2 separate regions of the Homo sapiens genome follow, and region 2 is linked to region 1. A link is a loop called in an ENCODE intact Hi-C map of the cell type or tissue named here. Cell type or tissue: Panc1. All regions are shown on one strand. Links, peaks and the distances in the headings refer to the core of each region. The heading gives the core; the rest is flanking DNA.

Region 1 (10,234 bases), core at 729-8,728:
AAATAATAGGCAACAAAATAAAAAATAAATAAGTGGGACTAGATCACACTAAAAAGCTTCTGCACAGCAAAGGAAACAATAAAATGAAAAGGCAACCTACAGAGAAAATATTTGCAAACCACATATCTGTTAAGGGGTTAATATTCAGAACATATAGGGACCTCACACATCTCAATAACAAAACAAAGAACAAAGCAATGTAATTGAAAAATGGGCAAAGCGCCTAACAGACATTTCTCCAAAAAAGCCATACAATGGCCAACAGGTATGTGAAAATATACTAAGATTCACTAAACATCAGTGAAATGTAAATCCAAACCATAATGAGATACCAGCTCATATCTGTTCGACTTGTTGTCAACATGATAACAAGTTGATAAGATGATATCAACAATATGATAACATGTTGATAACAAGTCTAGTTTTCAAAAAGTCAAATTTATAACAAGTTTTTTTCAGAGTCAAATGATAACAAGTGTTTGTGAGGGTGTAGAGAAGAGGGTGCCCTTGTACACTGTTGGTGGGAATATAAATTGGTATAGCCATTTTGGAAGAGTGTGGAGGTCCCTCAACAATTAAAAATAGAACTATCATATGATCCAGGACCCCTATTTCCGGGTGTATATCCAAAGGAATTGAAATCAATACCTCAAAGAGGTAGCTACACTTCCATATTCATTGCAGCATTATGAACCACCTAAGTGTCTGTGATGGATAAATGGATTAAAAACATGTAGTATATATATACAAGGGCATATTATTCAGCCATAAAAATAAGGAACTAGGCTGGGCACGGTGGCTCATGCCTGTAATTCCAGCACTTTGGGAGGCCGAGGCGGGCGGATCACGAGGTCAGGAGATCGAGACCATCTTGGCTAACATGGTGAAACCCCGTCTCTACTAAAAATACAAAAAATTAGCTGGGCGTAGTAGCGGGCGCCTGTAGTCCCAGCTAGTCGGGAGGCTGAGGCAGGAGAATGGTGTGAACCTGGGAGGTGGAGCTTGCAATGAGCCGAGATTACGCCACTGCACTCCAGCCTTGGCGACAGAGTGAGACTCCGTCTCAAAAAATATAAATAAATAAAAATAAAAATAAGGAACTAGTTGGGTGTGGTGGCTCATGCCTATAATCCCAGCATTTTGGGAGGCCTAAGCAGGTGGATTGCTTGAGACCAGAAGTTCTAGACCAACCTGGAGAGCATGGTGAAACCCCATCTCTGCAAAAGTATAAAAATTAGCCAGGTGTGGTGGCATGCACCTGTAATCCCAGCTACTCAGGAGGCTGAGGTGGGAGGTTTCACCTGAGCCCAGAGAGGTCAAGACTACAGTGAGCCACGATTGTGCCACTGTATTTTAGCCTGGGCGACAGAGTGAGACCCTGTCTCAAAATAAACAAACAAACAAATAAGGAGGTACTGCCATTTATGACAACATAGATGAATCTATAGGACATGATAAGTGAAATAAGCCAGATGCAGAAAGAGAAATAACACAGGATCTCACTTATATGTGGAATCTTAAAAAGTTGAACTCATAGAAGTAGAGACTAGGTGGTGCTATGTTGAACAGGGATGGGGTGTGACAGGTGTGATGGAATGGGGAGATGTTGGTCAAAGAGTACACACTTACTGTTATAAAATGAGTAAGTTCTGGAGATCTAAGTTACAGCATGGTGACTATAGTTAATAATACTATGTTGTACACTTGAAATGTGCTAAGAGTATCGATCTTGAAGATTCTAGCCACTCACAAAAAGGCAACTATGTGAGGAGATGGGTGAGCTAATTAGCTGGTTTGTGGTAATCATTTCACAATGCATGCATTTGCCAAGTCATCACATTGTACACCTTGTATATGCACAATTTTCGTTATTCAATTATACCTCAATAAAGCTGGTGAAAAATAAGAAAAATAGCCGACTTATTTAATTTCTTCCCTAGTGAGAAAATCAGACTTAACTCCCACTGTCCATGGGCAATTATTCAACAACGTTCTATTTCGGGTATGCATTGCCTGGGACTGGCTCATCTGCCACCCCTCTCTGGCATCACCCTCCTTGTTTATTGGCACTTCCACAGCAAAGAAGGAAGGGAATTTTAAAACAGCAATGCCCAGGCAAGTCTGTTTTTTTTTTCTCCCCCTTTTTTGGCTGAGGTAAGTCTGTAGTGATTGATTCTCAATGATTCTTTTTTCTTTTTAGTGATTCTAAGATTCTCTAACTTGACAATAGGAGTGTGTGCAGCTCTTGCTAACATCATATTGGTTCTTTCTCTTTTTGACCCAGTGTATGACCCTAGAGAAAACTCTTAACTTTTCTGGGCCTCTATTGCTGAAATAATCAATTAAGTAATGCTTAGAGGAATAACCCTCAGAGCCTTAAACACAAGTCTGGGGTCTAAGAAAATTGGAGCCTCTGAGCTAAATGTTGTCCTCCCTTTCCTTCCTTGCACAAACTCAGAATTCTAAATTGGAATTACTCCTTTTTTTTTTTTTTCAGATGGAGTCTTGCTCTGTCACCAGGCTGGAGTGCAATGGCACGATCTTGGCTCACTGCAACCTCTGCCTCCTGGGTTCAAGCGATTCTCCTGCCTCAGCCTCCCGAGTAGCTGGGACTACAGGTGCTCACCACCACTCTCAGCTAATTTTTGTATTTTTAGTAGAGACGGGGTTTTGCCATGTTGGCCAGGCTGGTCTCGAACTCCTGTCCTCAAGTTATCTGCCTGCCGCAGCCTCCCAAAATGCTGGGATCACAGGCGTGAACCACCGTGCCTGGCCAGGATGACTCTTGAAAGTTCTGAGAGTGGAAAAAAACACACTCAAAGGTTTTTTTTTGTTTGTTTGTTTTTAATTATATCACTCAATAATAATCAACACAGAAGACTTCCATGACCAAATGTGTGGGGATTTTTTTTCCCCACATACCAAGAAAGCAATGGATTCTGCAGGGGACAGCAGTTAGGTATCCTCCAATTCAGTTCTGACACTGTCTACCTGGAGATAGTGTCAGATCCCACAGGGCTCAGTCCTGCAAGACTGCACCTCCTTCAGATGCCAGTCCCAAGTCCGGTCTCCAGAACTGACTGACTGGCTTCAAGTTGAGGGTCCCACAACCCCCTCTTTGGGTTTGATTAATTTGCTGGAGTAGCTCACAGAATTCAGGAAAACACTTATTCGTTTACTGGCTTGCCGTAAAGGGTATTACAAAGGATACAGATGAAGAGATGCGTGGGGCGAGGTATTGGGGATGCGGAGGGCGAGGTGCGGAGATTCCATGCCCTCCCCGGGTGTGCCACCCTCTGGGGGCCTCCATATGTTCAGCTCTCCAGAAGCTTCCAAATCCTGTCCTCTCTGGCCTTTTTATGGGGACTTTATCGGATAGGCCTGATTGACAACCATGTAGAAATGTGATTGGACAAAAAGCCTATGATCTAATACTGACCGACTGAGCAGGAAACCCCATAAGGCCTGCGTGTTCAGATCCTTCTTGGCCTCTCTGAGCATCCCTCCTTCCCCCAGGATATCAGATAGGACTCTTCCAAAATGGGGGTCTTATGACCCACAATTAGAAAGGCAGGTTAAATAATTTATTTGTGGCCACCCCGTCTCTACTAAAAACACAAAAAATTAGCCGGGCGTAGTGGCGGGCGCCTGTAGTCCCAGCTACTCGGGAGGCTGAGGCAGGAGAATGGCGTGAACCTGGGAGGCGGAGCTTGCAGTGAGCCGAGATCATGCCACTGCACTCCAGCCTGGGCGACAGAGCGAGGCTCCGCCTCAAAAAAAAAAAAAAAAAAATTTCTTTATGGCCAACTCCAAGACAGACAAGTGGGAGAAGAATCCTGCCTGGAAGAGAAAAAGGAGCAGGTGGAAGGAGGGTGGGAGAAGTTCAAGAGAGAGACTGTTTTGTGAGGGCTAAAGCACCCCGACATTATAATAAGGGTTATGAGAGTTATGAGTCAGGAGTGAACTGTGCTTGAAAACCAACATATATATAGCATAATGTCACAATTGCTAACTCCATTTTTTACTTTTATAGGTTATTCAAATTTACTATCTCTTTTTGAGTCAGTTTTGGTCATTTGTGGCTTTCATGTAAGTTGTGTAATTTGTAGTACAAAGTAGCCTTTACTCCTGATTTTTCTAAGGTCTAAGACTAACTACTGACAAATTACTACCGACAGATTACCATAAACTCAGCGGCTTAATAAGAGGCATGATTGACAACTGTGATTGGAAAAAAGACCATGATCTAATAACGACAGACTGGGAGGGAAACCCAGGCAAGGCCTGTGTGTTCAGATTCTTCTTGGCCTCTCTCTGCGGCACTCCTTCCCCCAGGGTAGGGGGCAGGACCCTTCTGAAATGGGGGCTGTGTGAGCCACAGTCAGACAAGGTAGGGCAGGTAATTTCTTTACGGAAAGGCAGGGAAAGAGTAGGGTCCTAATCGGGCGAAAGGAGAGCAGGAGGTCAGAGAGAGAGAGAGAGAGATTCTGTTTGCTGAGGCTTACTTTTGAGGCCTAAAGTGCTTTAACACTACAGCAAGAGCTAGGGGAGTTATGAGCCGGGAATTATGCAGTAAACACGGGATGAATTTGTGGAGATAAACACAGGACATTCTAGAATTACATAATCCGACCTCAACCTCCCCAAAATCCTGACAGGGAAGAGGTACTGTTCCTACTTTTCACTTGGGGAAACAGGCTCAGGGGAATCAAGCAACCCAAAGCATCCTTTAGGAAAAAGCAGGCATTTAGACCAGGGCCGTGACAGTGTCTGGGTGTGGGAACACGAGTGCCAGGTGGCAGACTGGAGGTGCCACACCTGGGGTGACAGTCAGCCCCCCTGTCTGCAATCCCACTGGACCTTTGCACTTGGAGGTGCTAGGAGGGTCTCAGCCCTGTAGTGTGGAGTGCAGTGCAGAGGTTCTGGGGAGCATAGGGACTCCTCCTTGCAGTAGAGTGAGGTGGGTGTGAGTCCTGAGGGAGGGTGTGGGGGAAGAGGAGGCTCCTCCGGCAGGTTGCTCCCCCTCTCCACCCACCTTCCCCAGCCCTTCCTGCTGCGGCACCTTTGAGCTGCCTGTGGGCCCCCAGCCACAGTGCCCTCCAGGACAGGTCCTGGCACGATGGATGTGATGCCGCTGGGCCAAAGGGGCCCTGGGCTGCAGGTCCTCTGGGGCTCCCAGAAAGATCCCTGTGACCTGAAGGGCTGGCAGGGATCTGTACAGTGGGGGGGTCCCCAAGAATGAGCCTCAGCCCGGAGTAACCGTGGCGGATGAACCCAGCTGGTTTTGTCTTTATGGAGATGTGGGCCCATTTATTCTTTTATCATCAATTACTTAATGTTAATTTAACTGTAAAACCACACACCAGCCAAAAATGGAATTTTATAATTTTGTTACCCTCAAAGTGGGGAAGCTTGTTTTCTACTTCTTAAAACGCTGTGAAATCGCTTTTTAAATGCCAAGATGGAAAGCTTATGTTATTAAAATGGCATATATTACACATCATTTGTTTTATTATGTAATTTATTATTATTCTTTGTAATTTTATATTCATAGCCCCAAGTAATAGAGATCCCATTAGGCAGAACATTCTGGAGTGGGAGGATCTTTTAGAAAGTTAGTTTTAGAGGCCAGGCGCGGTGGCTCACGCCTGTAATCCCAACACTGGGAGGCTGAGGCAGGTGGATCACGACATCAGGAGTTCAAGACCATCCTGGCTAAAATGGCGAAACCCGGTATCTACTAAAAATACAAAAAATTAGCTGGGTGTGGTGGCACGCACCTGTAATCCCAGCTACTCAGGAGGCTGAGGCAGGAGAATCGCTTGAACCCGGGAGGCGGAGGCTGCAGTGAGCCGAGATCCTGCCACTGCACTCCAGCCTGGGCAACAGAGCGAGACTCCTTCTCAAAAAAAAAAAAAAAAAGGAAAAAAAAAAAAAAGAAAGTTAGTTTTAGAAGAAAGAACTGTCAAAGCACAATAAATAGAGAGGCAAAAGAATATAAGAAAGAATCAGATTGCTCACTAGAAGCTTATTGAAAATCTTAGACAAAATTCTCCCAAATATCATAAACATTAGGCACTAAGAACAAATGCCTCTGCCCCCATGCACAAAGATTTGTTTTTTTAATGCTCAGGTTTTTGAAATCTAGTTTTTAAAGTTTAACTTCTTCAGTTTTTAAAAGTTATCTTTGGGGAGAAATTCTTCAAAAGTTAGTATTGCCAGAGCAGGGAAACCGGAGAAGTGTATAAAATGAAAGTAATAAAGGAAGAGGTCAGCAGTAGCCTCCCTTGCTGAAGAATCAGTTAATATCTGCACGTTCTATTTTCCAAAAGGAGTTGAAGCAATTGAATAAGTCAGTAGGCACTCGCTGTGCACCTTGGGTACCAGAGCTGGGCTGGAGGAATCGTGGGATTTTAGGAACATTGCTGAGGGTTCTTGATGCTGGAGGCTGGGCTGGTGGGCAGAGGGACCTGGGGACACAGACATAGAGACAGTCCTGTCCTAGCCAATTCAGAAGGAGGGGAGAGAATCACACCAACCCCCTTAAAGGACAGTTAGGACAGGACTTTGTGCAGGCAAATGAAAGATGGGACATTCACATCCTGCTGGTGCTGCAATCACTGTTTGGCAGTTTCTTAGAAAATTTAAAGTATTTTATGACCTGAAAGTTCCACTACTAGGTGTTTGCCCAACAGAAATGAAAACATCTACACAAAGAGTTGTACATGAATGTTCATAGCAGGCTCATTCCTAGTGTCCAAACATGAGAAACAAACGAAATGTCCATCAACAGGTGAATGTATATCCAGTCAATGGAATGGAATACTCCTCAGCAGTCGGAATGAAACACACACACACACACACACACACACACACACACTCACACCACACACACACCACACACACACCACACACACAAGCACATCACACACACACCACACACACCACACACATCACACACACCACACATACACACCACACACACATCACACACCACACACACACCACACACACACACCACACACCCATCACACACACCACACACACACATAACACACACACCACACATCACACACACATACACACAACGCACACACACATCTCACACCACACACACACATCACATCACATGGGTCTCAAAAACAGAAAGTGCATATGGTATGATTCCATGTGGAGTTCTAGAAGAGGAAATACTGGTCTATAGTGATTAGGCAGCTTTTTGGGGGGTATCTGGAGCCAGGGGTACAAGCGTAGGTGGGAATTTTAGGCATAATGGAAGTGTCTGTAGCTTGAATGTGGTGTTGGCTACACAGGTATATACGTGTCAAAATTTACTAAATGATAACCTTAAATTGATACAGATTATATACACTTTAAAGCAGCGGTCCTCAACCTTTTTGGCACCAGGGACCAGTTTTGTGGAAGACAATTTTTCCATGGACAAGGGACGGGGGATTTTTTTCACGACGATTCAAGCACATTGCATTTATTGTGCACTTTCTTTCTATTATTATTCCATTGTAATATATAATGAAATCATTACACAACTCACCATAATGTAGAATCAGTGGGAGCCGTGGGCTTGTTTTCATGCAACTAGATGGTCCTATCTGGGGGTGATGGAAGACGGTGACAAATCATCAGGCATTAGATTCTCATAAAGAGTGTGCAACCTAGATCTCTCACGTGCGCAGTTCACAATAGGGTTCACACTCCTATGAGAATCTAATGCTGCTACTGATCTGACAGGAGGCGGAGCTCAGGAAGTAATGCAGGTAATGGGAGTGACTGTAAATACAGATGGAGCTTCAGTGGCTCTCACCTCCTGCTGTGTGACCCAGTTCCTAACAGGCTGGGGGTGGGGGACCCCTGCTTTAAAGTATACCTCAATATTTGCTTGTGTAACAAACCTGCACATCCTGCACATTTACCCCAGATCTTAAAAGTTGAAAAAAAATAAAGTAGTGGTTTTAAAAAAAATACAAAGAACCCTTCTAATGTTCTTAAATGTGGATGCTAATACTTGCCCATCACAAAAGTGCAGATGGTGAGTGGACAGTGTTTGCATTCAAATGAAAGATTTTTTTAAATCTATGCAGTTATGCCACGGGACCCCAGCCTGCACTGCCATGTGACTTCAACCGCATGACAGACCCTGGGCCCAGAGCACTCAGACTCATGAACAAAATAGGTGAGTGTGGTTGTTTCAAACCACTGTTTTGGAGTGGGTTATGGGACAACATGAGATAACTGAGACAATCAGATGAGATGTTTGGTTTCAGCAAGGACGGGTTCCTGTTGATGGAGATAGGGAGGATCAAAAGCCTCAGGCTTGAGTCTCTGTTACACCTTCTGCACCCATTCTTTTCTCTGGGTGTGTCCAGGGCCCTGGACCACTTCCTCAGCTGTGATCAGAGGACTCTCTGGGTGAGGTCTGCCCAGCTGCAGAACCAGGTCCAGCTAAGAGTCTGTCATTTCGTGGCCAGACCAGGGTCCAGGAGCCCATTCAAGGAGCCTCCCTGTTGCTGTAGGTAGAAAGGCTCTCGGACTTGCTAGTGAATGCACAGGTGCAGCCCCATGTGCAGGGGTGCTAACACTTGGTGTGACCTGCAAGAGACTGGAACTGAATCTTTATTCTCCCCTGTAGACAGACTCTCCTGAGGTACTGCTGTGCACACATCTCTGACAATGGTCCCAACCGAATGTGCATGGTTCCACACGGTGCAGCTCAGTAACTCCTTCCCTCAGGCTTGCTCTCCCTCCGTCCCTGCCTCACTCCTGGTTCCCTCAACTCTCCAATTGCCTCCCGCACTGTATTCCTGGGAACCCAGGCTTAGAGAGTTTCCTGTTGGATATTTAACTGGAAATGTCAATTCCACGGCTTGGAATTCATAGTAGAAGTTTGGGCTAGAAGTACCCACTTGGGAGCCTTTGGCATATGGATGGTATTCCAGCCGCAACACTGGAAGAGATGCCACTGAGGGTCTGAGTGTAGATTTAAAAATAGAAGAGGCCTGAGAACTGAGTCATTAGCACTCTATTGTTTAAGGGCCCTGGAGGTAAGGAGGCGTGCCCAGGGAGATAGGAGGAGAACTGAGAGCATTACTTAAGTGAAAAGGTGTCATGGGGAGGAGGCAGTAATTGGCTGTGCCCACGCCGTGGATGACACCTGACCTTTCACTGTGTGGACATAGCCAAGTGGCAGCCTCGCAGGTTTCGACAGTTTGGGTGGAGAGGCCAAGGGGTCACGAGCAAATTGGAAGAGAGCAAAGAAAAACAATGAGGATGGGATTTTCTTTAAAAAGTTTTGCTTCATGGGGAGACAAGAAAATCTGTGCCACTCTTACTCTCTTTTTTCTTTAAATAATCCATTTTTCCAGTCTGTATGTTTCTAAGGTTTTTCTCTTTACTCCTCCAATTGAGGAATTTCATCAGCCTGTAGCGAAGTGTCGGTTTGTTCAGGCTGTTGTAACAAAATGCCACAGACTGGGTGGCTTAACCAATGGACGTCTATTCTCTCAGTTCTAAAGGCTGGAAGTTTGAAGGTTCAGGGAGCAAGTTTCCTCCCCAGGACAGCAACCCATCCCATGTCTCACAGAGTGGCCTCCTTGGGCAGTGCCTCTCCACAAGGCAGTGCGAGGATGAGAAACCAGCTTCTCACCTCATCTCTTTCTGATCCTTCGTTTGTGGACTCCCACAACGAAACCTATTTCTTTTTCTTTCTTTCTTTTTCTTTTTTTTTTGAGATTGAGTCTCACTCTGTTGCCCAGGCAGGTGTGCAGTGGTGCGATCTTGGCTCACTGCAACTTCCATCTCCCGGGTTCAAGTGATTCCCCTGCTTCAGCCTCTGAGTAGCTGGGATTACAGGTGTGCACCACCATGCCCAGCTAATTTTTGTATTTTTAGTAGAGAAGGGGTTTCAGCATGTTGGCTAGGCTGGTCTCCAACTCCTGACCTGAGGTGATCCATCCACCTCGGCCTCCCAAAGTGCTGGGATTACAGGTGTGAGCCACTGTGCCTGGCCCTATTTCTTAACTCATACCCCATGATGACCCTGACAGGAAGAAGACTTTAAGAGCAGAATGTTATGTTTTAGGTTTTCACTTTGGGTTGCTAGCTTAGTTATATGGATATTACTGTTTTCTTTCAGTCCAAATTGTTGTCTTTGAAGGTTCTTAAGAACTGAAGCATAAGACTTCCCACAGGACTCTGAGAAGTGGTGTTGCCACAGGCA
Region 2 (10,234 bases), core at 1,098-9,097, 160 kb after region 1:
GGTCTATTAGTAATGGTTTTATAAATTTGGGAGCTCCTGTGTTAGCTGCATATATGCTTAGGATTGTGATATTTTCCTGTTGGACAAGGCCTTTTACCATTATATAATGCTCCTTTTTGTCTCTTTTAACCACTGTTGCTATAAAGCTTGTTTTGTCTGATATAAGAATAGCTACCCCTGCTTGCTTTCGGTGTCCATTTGCATGAAATGTCTTTTTCCACCCCTTTACTTTAAGTTTATGCGAATCCTTATGTGTTAGGTGAGTCTCCTGAAGACAGCAGGTAGTTGGTTGGTGAGTTCTTTTCCATTCTGCAGTTCTGTACCTTTTAAAAGGAACATTTAGGCCATTTACATTCAATGTTAGTATTGAAACGTGAGGTACTGTTGCATTCATCATGCTCTTTATTTTTTGTTTTTTGTTTTTGTTTTTTTAACTTGCATTTTTGTTTTATAGGTCCTGTGTGATTTGTACTTTAAAGAGATTCTGTTTTGATGTGTTTCCAGGGTTTGTTTCAAGATTTAGAGCTCTTTTAGCAGTTCTTGTAGTGGTGGCTTGGTAATAGTGAATTCTCTCAGCATTTGTTGAAGGAAAGAAAATGACTGTATCTTTCCTTCATATATGATGCTTAGTTTCACCGGATACAGAATTCTTGGCTGATAATTGTTTTGTTTGAGGAGACTGAAGATAGGCCCCCAATCCCTTCTAGCTGTTAGCATTTCTGTTGAGAAATCTGCTGTTAATCTGATAGGTTTTCCTTTATAGGTTACCTGGTGCTTCTGTCTCACAGCTCTTAAGATGCTTTCCTTCATCTTAACTTTGGAAAACCTGATGACAATGTGCCTAGGTGAAGATCTTTTTGCAACGAATTTCCCACGTTTTCTTTGTGCTTCTTGTATTTGCATGTCTAGGTCTCTAGCAAGGCTGGGGAAGTTTTCCTTTATTATTCCCCACAATATGTTTTCCAAGATTTTAGAATTGTCTTCTTCCTCATGAACCTGATTATCCTTAGGTTTTGTTGTTTAACATCATCCCAGACTTCTTGGAGGCTTTATTCATATTTTCTTATTCTTTTTTCTTTGTCTTTGTTGGATTGGGTTAATTCTTCAAGCTCTGAATTTCTTTCTTCTACTTGTTTAATTCTATTGCTGAGACTTTCTAGAGCATTTTGCATTTCTAAAAGTGTGTCCAAAGTTTCCTGACATTTTATTTTTTTTCCTTTAAACTGTCTATTTCATTGAATATTTCTCCCATCGCTTCTTGTATCATTTTTTTGGATTTCCTTACACTGGGCTTCACGTTTCTCTGGTTCCTCCCTAATTGGGTTAATAACTAACCCCCTGAATTCTTTTTCAGGTAATTCAGGGATTTCTTCTTGGTTTGGATCCATTGCTGGTGAACTAGCATGATTTTTCGAGGCTGTTGATGAGCCTTGTTTTGTCGTATTACCAGGGTTGGTTTTCTAGTTCTTTCTCATTTGGGTAGGCTCTACCAGAGGGAAGGTCTAGGGCTGAAGGCTGTTGTTCAGATATTTTTGTTCCACAAGGTGTTCCCTTGATGTAGTACTCTCCCACTTTTCCTATGGATGTGGCTTCTTGTGAGCCAAACTATAGTGTTTATTGTCTCTCTTCTGGGTCTAGCCACCCAGTGAGTCTACCTGGCTCCAAGCTGGTTCTGGGGGTTGTCTGTGATGTGAACCATTTATGGGTCTCTCAGCCGTATATACTAGTGCCTATTCCAGTGGAGGTGACGGAGGGTGCAATGGACTCTGTGAGGGTCCTTAGATTTGGTGGTTTAATGCTCTATTTTTGCGTTGGTTGGCCTCCTGCCAGGAGGTGGCACTTGCCAGAAAGCATCAGCTGTGGTAGTGTGGAGAGGGACTGGCAGTGGGCAGGGCCCTAGAAATCCCAAGATTATATGTCCTTTGTTTTCTGCTACCAGGGTGGGTAGAGAAGGACCATCAGATGGGGGCAGGGCTAGGCGTGTCTGAGCTCAGAGTCTCCTTGGGCCGGTCTTGCTGCGGCTGCTGTGGGGGATGGGGATGAGATTCCCAGGTAACTGGAGTTGTACACCTAGGAGGATTATGCAAATAATTTTTGAGTGCCTGTATGGGACAAAGAAATGACCATATATAAAGTGACACACTTATAAACTGTCTCACTTTTCCTAAGTGAACTTCCTGAATTAAGAAAATCTTTTAACACAAAGAATCCCTGGATATAATTGGTAAGTTAGAGAAAGAAGTTTTTTCTCCTTTTAAATCTACCCTTTCTGAATGAATACCATACACATTATTTTATCTTTTTCTTTTGTAAAGATATAATTATGCATTTTTCTGCTTATTAAAATATGTCTTTTTCCTGAATTCAAAGAGAGCCCATACCCATCACATAAGATCCACAATAATGGAAGCATTCTATTACTGAGACTGGCTGCTATTATTGTTTTAGATTCTCATCTTTTAGTCTTTTCTGTGCTTTTTTTTTTTTGCATTAGTATCCCATTTCTGTGTAACAAATTACCACACATATGTAGCTTTAAGCAATACAGATTTATTAGCTCACAGTTCTGTAGATCCGAAGTTCTGCATGGCTTGACTGGGTTCTCTGTGCAGTGTCTCCCAAGATGATATTGAGGCGTTGGCCAGGCTAGGCTCTTCCATGGAGGCTCTGGGGAAGAATCTGCTTCCAATATCACTGGGTTCTTGACCAAGTTCAAGTCCTTGCATCTGCAGGACAGAGATCCTCGTATCCTGGCGAACTGTCAGCTCCCCATCTCTCAGCTCTTTAAGGTTGTCTGATTCCCTCCTCACCTGCTTCCTCCAGGTTCACACCAACAGCGGTGCATTGACCACTTCTCATGCTTCAAATCTCTCTGGCTTCCTTTCCTCAAACAGCCTGAAAGATTCTCTGCTTTTAAAGGGTCTCATGTGATTATGTCAGGCCCACGAGGAGAATCTTTCTGTATTAAGAGCAACTGTGCTATATAGCATAACATAATCATGGAGTGATACCTCACCCTGTTCACAAGTTCTGGGGGTAAGGGAATGAAATCTCAAGGGACTTGTTTAAAATCTTGTTAATCATGTATCTAGACACTTTTTAATTTTAATTTTTAAACTTTAATTTGGCATTTTAAATAATTTAAAATGGAATCAGGGTGATACTGTTTCATACACTTTTTACTTAACTATACATGGTGAATTTTTTTTCTGTCCTTAAATGTTCTTCTAGCATGTAATGTTTTAGGACTATAGAGTGTTTTACTGGATAGAGGTACATAATTTATTTGTATCATGCCTGTGTTTCACATCTTTTCAAACTCTATTGTATAAATCATGCAGCAATTTGTGTCTCATAAACTCTTCCACGTAAATCGCTGTGTCAAAGGGCTTCTAAGACACACTGCCAAGCTGGCCTCCTGAAGAGTCATGCTGGTGCATGCCCCTCCCAAAGGCGTGTAAGCCTGCTCACTTCCATGGGGCCCTGCTAACATTTGTTTACATAGGACAGCAGCAATGTGAGACTCAGACACCATAAACAAGTCGGCCTTCAGCACTCACACTTTGTGACCCTGGCCTTCCATAGTGCTTCTACCCCTCAATGCATTTTCAACTGGGGAATGTTGAACACCTCAGAATTCTTTGCTACCCACTGGGCCACATATCAAGGTGTTGTCTCAGGACTGACCCCAAAGGCTTGTCAGCAGAGTCCCCTCCTGCCGAGGGGCCTAGGTGGTTAAACAGTGACTCAGTGGAGTGTCTTCAGTATAGGTCATTTCTGTGGTTGTGAGTAACTGGGCTGCTTCAGCTCCCTGGCTTCACTCCTTATAGAAAAATAGACTCAGCCCTTATTGGAATAATCCTTTCACTCTTTAAGCTATTTATATTAGTTTTTGATTAAATGGCCACTCACTGTGTTTCTTGGGCTGAACCCATGCTGTACATCCTTCTGAAACACTAAGTCTTTCTTTAGGAAGAGTAAGAATAGTGCCAGGGCCTTGACAAGAAAGAGTGTGAAGTTGGCACCCCAGATGCTGCGTGTCTGCGCAGAGGGCTTCTCTCGGCTTCTGCTTTGTTAGGCTGGAGTGGAGTTAGCAGGAGATTGGAGGTGGTCAGTGCAGGCTTCCCCATGATGATAAAGGCATCAAGGCCAGGTGACTGCCCAACACTTCTGAGGGTGTCCTCCAATTAAAGACCTTTGTCTCAGAGACAAAATGAAGTAACAGCAATGGGCGTGTTTTGCTAGGGGACTTCAATTTTCGATGGTGGTTATTACTGACAGTGGAGTGGCCAGTGAGATAGAGCCTCATGCTGAGAAACTGAGGGTCCTCATCATGAGCTGCCCCAGGCTTTCACTACATCACTAGCCATTAAATCTGAGCCTGAAAAGTCACAGAGAATGGCTCTTGAATATACCATCTTAGAAATCATGTATTAAGTTTGTCTCCACAGGTAACAAGGAATACAAAATGGAGCTCTTCCATAAAGAAGTAGGCTTCCAACAATTTTCCTGTTAAATAGGATGAAGTGTGTGCACATATGCACTTGTGCAGGTGTGCATGTGTGTCCTCCAAAGGGAAATAATACTTAGTTTAAATCATTCATGTTTTTTAATCTTTACAATCTGCATTGATTATATTTTCTGAATAATTACTGTTTGGGAGAGTGGAGGTGGGTCAGTACAGATCCCTCTGGGACGGTTAAGACATCAGGCCCAAGAAAGTCTTTAATGTTAAAGTATCCTTGTCTGCCCCTTTGCCCATATGTCCAAAAATATTTTTTAGTATATTTTTAACATACTTTTATGAAATCTGAAATTTTTATATTTTATGAAATCTGAAAGTAACATATTTTTATGAAATCTGAAAGTAAACAACAATAAAATCTACCTAAACCAGACAAACGAAACTACCATTCCTTACCATAAATGGAGGACTTGCAGAATCCAATGTCCAGATGAGAAATAACGTGCAAAGTCAGCCACTAATGAGGGGAAAGCAAAGCCTTTATAGCGCTCCTTGGTTCAGGCTGTTAATACAGAGCATAACACAAAAAGGTAATTGACATGTTCTAATACATGTTTAGGACCCAATGCCTGACTTTATAGGAGTGACAAAAGTTAACACATTTACTGAATTCTGAATGGTGTGACATCAGGTATTGTATATAATATAATATATATATACACACACAGATATAAATTCACATATATACACACATACATATATTTATATATCTCCATTGGTTCTAGTTCTTTGGAGAACCCTGCCTAATACAGTAACTCTGGCTTTATTTTATACAAATAAAATACAAAGTGTCATATGATGAGGGAATGCCATCACTGTTACAGATGCATTTTCAGACACAGATCTGAGGGGATTGTTGGGAGAAAGCTCAGGACCAGCTGCAGGCTCAGGTGGGTGAGCAAGCCTGCACTGTTACTGGCTTTGGCTTGAAGATGACCAGACTCAAAGGAATGCAGTGCTAACATAGGTCCTGGACTCATAAAGTCAATCCACAGGTCCTACATTTCACATTATTATGGTGAACTACAGTGACTGGAGGAAGACACATTTTCTGAGTGATTTCTAAAAGGCTGTCTATGCAATCTGGTATAAAGCAAAGAGAGGTTTGCTTAAAAAAAAAAAAAAAAAAAAAAGAAAAAGTCCAAATGAGGGTTCTGCATCAAAACTGCCCCCTGGAAGTGTGTGTGTTTAGGATACCACCACTAGAAACCATTCTGGAGCTCTTCTGGCACTGACTTCAGAGCCAGTGTATCAGTTTAAGAAGCAAACTGATGCTCTTAAGTAGTCTGCAGGCAGCCCCCTGTACCTTGTTTCTGAGCTTCCTTCTTTCCCCTACTCTGCCTTCTTCCCCAGCAGTGGACACCAGCCCAAGGACTCAGACAAGGGCCAAGTGAGAGCCTGCAGGAAGTCAGGACCTGGTCCTTACGCTCCTCATCACAGCTAGCGAGTGTGGCTGTCTTCCCATGGCACCGTTTATTTCTCACTCAGACCTCACAACCTGTAAGGCGGCTGCTCTCATTACCGGGGGGACACGAGGCACGGAGAAGTCAAGAATTGAGTCTCATTCACACTTTAGGAAATGCCCATCAGGCTTTAATGTATTTCAGAGCACACGACAGTGCTGCTTCGCCCAGCTAGTTTTTCCTGACCACTCCCCTCGCCCCTCTGCAATGACAACCAGGTGAAGCGTGGGCCAAACACGCTGTGTTGCTATCGCCTACCTAATTCTCCACCCTCGTGTTGGCCTTCCGCTCAAGGCAGCATAGTTCCATTGTTAGGAAGGAGACTCTAAAGCCACACTGCCTGAGTCTGAATCCCACCCCTGCTGCTTAGTAGTAGGGGAATGGAGAGCAAGTAACTTAATATTCTGTGCCTCAGTTTCCGTATCTGTAAAATGGCACTAATAATGGGACTGACTCATAAGGTCGTTTTGAGGATTAAATGAGTCAGTATTTATGAGGCATGTCAGACAGTTCCTGGTGCAGAGTAAGTACAGGCGGGTGTGAAACAGACAGAACATCTGTGGGGTGGGAGGCAGGGCCAGCGGGACAGCAACACAGGGACTGTGTCTGTGTTGCTCCCACTCTATCTGCAGGGCCGGGAGTGTCAGACGCAACACTGGTTATACACCATGTTCAATACATACTTTTCGGATGTTGAATATTGCTACACTCAGGTATGTTTAACAGCAAAAGCAATGTTTTTAACAACTACATGTATATTGCCTCTTGGAGAGGTCAGATTTTCCCTAGCCATAGTGCTTAAAGCTATGCATTCTACCTCAACTCCAGTGCTTAAGATGACAGTAGATAATTGGTATTAAAAATGCATATAAGTCCATATAATGGACTCATAGATTATTACTCAGGTATAAAGAGAAATGAGCTATCAAGTCACAAATATTCATGGAGGAACTGTAAATACATATTGCTAAGTAAAAGAAACCAGTCTAAAAAGGCTGCATTCGGTATAATTCCAACTACATGACATTCTGGAAATGGCAAAATTATAGACAGTTAAAAGGTCAGAGGTTGCCAGAGGTTCAAGGGGAGGGAGGGATGACTAGGCGGAGTGCAGGGGGTCTTTAGGGCAGTGAAGCTATTCCTTCTGATACTGTAATGATGGATACATGACATTATGCACTTGGCAAAACCTGTAGAATGTACAACAGGAAGAGTGAATGCTAATGTAGTCTGTGGACTTTACTTAACCATAATGTATCAATATCGGTTCATCAGTTGTAATAAATGTACCACACTAAGGCACTATGTTAATAACAGGGAGTGTGGATGTGGGAGAGGAGGTATATAGGAACTCTTTGTACTTTTCTGTGCAATTTTTCCTTCAACCTAACACTGTGCTACAAAATAAAGTCTATTAAAATAAAATGTGAAAAGCATATGAGGACTCCACTCCCTTCTTCAAATCAAGGAAGGAAGGAGAGGCACTAATATTCACTAAGAATATATTGCACACTAAGCACTTTTTATTTATCTCATTTATTCCCCACAGAGATGATGAAGTAGGTATGATTCATAAATAGAAACCGGAAGACGGACACACTGCATGCACATGCCCTGATTTCTTTTCCCCAATCAGGAGGAGATTGTTTCCGCCATCTGACTACCTCTTCTCAGCTCTGTAACACAATCTTCATCTAATTTGACTGAGTTGTCCATTAGCTGGCATTAAGTTCCTTTCAAGCCCACTTCTAGTACTTTTTGCTTTTCAAAACATTTAAAGAGAACAATTTAAAAGAGAGAGATAAAAGTAAGTCCTTTACAAAACTTTCCCAGAGCACCAAAGAAGACTGAGAAAGTAGCCACAGGGCCTAAACCCCAAGGGCGTAGAACATCCCAGACAGTGAGAGAGCACCTCCAGGGTGTGTTGATCCTGGAAAAGTAATAAAATGTTGCTAAATGTATCCTTCTTCCTCCCCAATCTCCTTCTCATAGCTGTTCCCTGATTTCCATTTCTTTCTTTTTAGGGTAAGATCCAATGCAATAACACCATCCTCACTCATTCATGAAGTGTCTACTGAGCACCTGTTGCATGCCAAACACCATGCTAATATTGGGTATCAGCAGCCAGGTGCGGTGGCTCACGTGTGTAATCCTAGCTCTTTGGGAGGCAGGGGCAGGTGCATTGTTTAAGCCCAAGAACAGGGCAGGTGCATCGCTTGAGCCCAGGAACAACATGGCAAAACCCTGTCTTTACCAAAAATACAAAAATTAGCTAGGCATGGTGGTGCACACCTGTAGTCCCAGCTACTCAAGAGGCTGAGGCAGGATGATCACTTGAGCCTGGGAGATGGAGGTTGCAGTGAGTGGACATCATATCACTGTGCTCAAGCCTGGGCAAGAGAGCCAGACTTTGTCTCAAAAAAGATAAAAATAAAAATAAGTAAATAAATATTGCACACTAAGCAGCAAAGAAAGCACATGAGCACAAGAGGCTCCCACACTCCCACCCTCCCAGACCCCCCCACCTTACAGACCCCACCCTATATATGCTTTCTCTCTGCCTGATGAGGGCTCTCCCGAATGTCTGGTTAGGCTACACCCAATTCCTAATAAAACATCTTGCCACAGATTTCGAAAGACTTGGGAAACATTAAAAGTGACCTCCCCATATGCTGTCACTCTTAGAAGATCTATGCCATTGAGCAGGACTGTTAGCCAATGGCTCTTATTGGTATCTATTTCTGGGGGTAAATTTCAGTTTTGTGGATTCATGGTGTGCACTGTAAGCAATCAATTGCTTTTCCTTGGCCCACTTTAAGTTTCCGAAAATTTTAATTATGTTGAGTACTATCTTGTTCTCAGAATCCAAAATAGTTTGAAGGTTACAATTTTGGACTTCCTATACCTTCCCTTATCTAACACTGCTAAATCTTACCTCTCTCTTCTCTGACAGCAAGATGAGTCTCTACAACTGGGGAGGAGAATTCACTTCCTGCAGATGTTTACTAGTTTGCCTGATCTTCTCTGGAGCACTTTTTCTTTTCAAATACCATCTATTGTTAGTTGTTGTGTAACACTTCTGTCAGTGGCGCTGTTGTTTAAATAAGGCATTCCTGAAAATTTCCTTATCTGACAGGCTTTTCTCACTTTCGGGAGGGAGGAACCCAGAGATTTCAAGAGACCCTTTAAAGGAGAGGGTTAAGTAAGTTCTGTCAGAAGACTGCCTGCTGATAAAAGTCATGTCCATTTCTGACAACGTTCTGTTGTGGTTTGTAATTGCTCTGTGATAGAGCTTGTCAATCTCTGTGGTTATTGAAAGGTGTTATGATGGACGAGAAGAGTTGAACAGACACTGGGGAGGCATGCGAGCTCCCTTAAATGTAAGCAAAATGTACGTGTAGTGTCCATTTAGAGCAGAGAGCCCTGCAGCCTGACCCCAAGTCCCCATGAAGGCTCCCAGATAGATGATGTGGTCATCTGGTTGGAGGAAGGATTCCATCAGTGCTTTGTGAAGCCCCTCACCCACCCTTGGTGTTCTGGGGGCAGTCATGTCCCCCTAGACCCCCATGCTTTTCTGGAGATGAGCTGTGAGTGTGCCCAATGACTGTAGAGCATTCCTTAGTTCTTACAGGTCCTTGCATTTTCCAGATGCATGGAACACCCCTCCCCAGCCCTCCAAAGGGGCTGCAGGCCATTCTAAAGTGGGGCTGATTTTCCTTTCTTTCTTTTAAGGCATTTCTTGCATAGAAGACAGAAACAACAAATGCCCGTGCCTCCCACTGCAATAAATATGTGAACTTGAAAGGCAAGAAGAAGAAAGTGGAGCAAACCAGTGTTTCTCACAGTTTTTGGTCTCAGGATCCCTTTATGATCTTAAGAACTATTGAGGGCCTCCAAAAACCTTTGTTTATTGTTTGTTTACTGATAGTTACTGTACTAGAAATTAAAACGGAGACAATAAAAGATATGCACTTGATTTATTTAATAATAATATATAAACCCATTGTTTGCTAACACAAATAACATATTTTAAGTTAAAAAATAACATATTTTAAGTTAAAAAAAATTCCAGGCTGGGTGCTGTGGCTCACTCCTGTAACACTTTGGGAGGCCAAGGCGGATGGATCACCTGAGGTCAGGGGTTCAAGACCAGCCTGGCCAACATGGCAAAACACCGTCTCTACTAAAAATACAAAAAAAAAAAAAAAAAAAAATCAGCCAGGTGTGGTGGTGGGTGCCTGTAATC

Evidence for each region. Peaks named below come from ENCODE experiments on the same cell type or tissue, not always from the same donor. Only the 100,000 strongest peaks of a DNase experiment are listed, where the experiment ranks them.
Region 2: it touches region 1 in a loop (5-fold over the local background); 1 of 110 quality-filtered maps calls a loop at or near these places.

What each region holds. Positions count from the first base shown.
Region 1 is chr9:91,692,277-91,702,510 of GRCh38, reverse strand. No RefSeq gene overlaps it. Among named protein-coding and RNA genes, the nearest start is that of MIR3910-2, 61 kb to the right of the region's middle. RefSeq lists a silencer at 8,950-9,244 and an enhancer at 8,780-9,341. In Panc1, for the core only: no CTCF peak of the experiment used is centred there; no DNase peak of the experiment used is centred there.
Region 2 is chr9:91,529,835-91,540,068 of GRCh38, reverse strand. No RefSeq gene overlaps it. Among named protein-coding and RNA genes, the nearest start is that of MIR3910-1, 100 kb to the left of the region's middle. In Panc1, for the core only: no CTCF peak of the experiment used is centred there; DNase peaks (open chromatin) are centred at 3,528 and 5,460.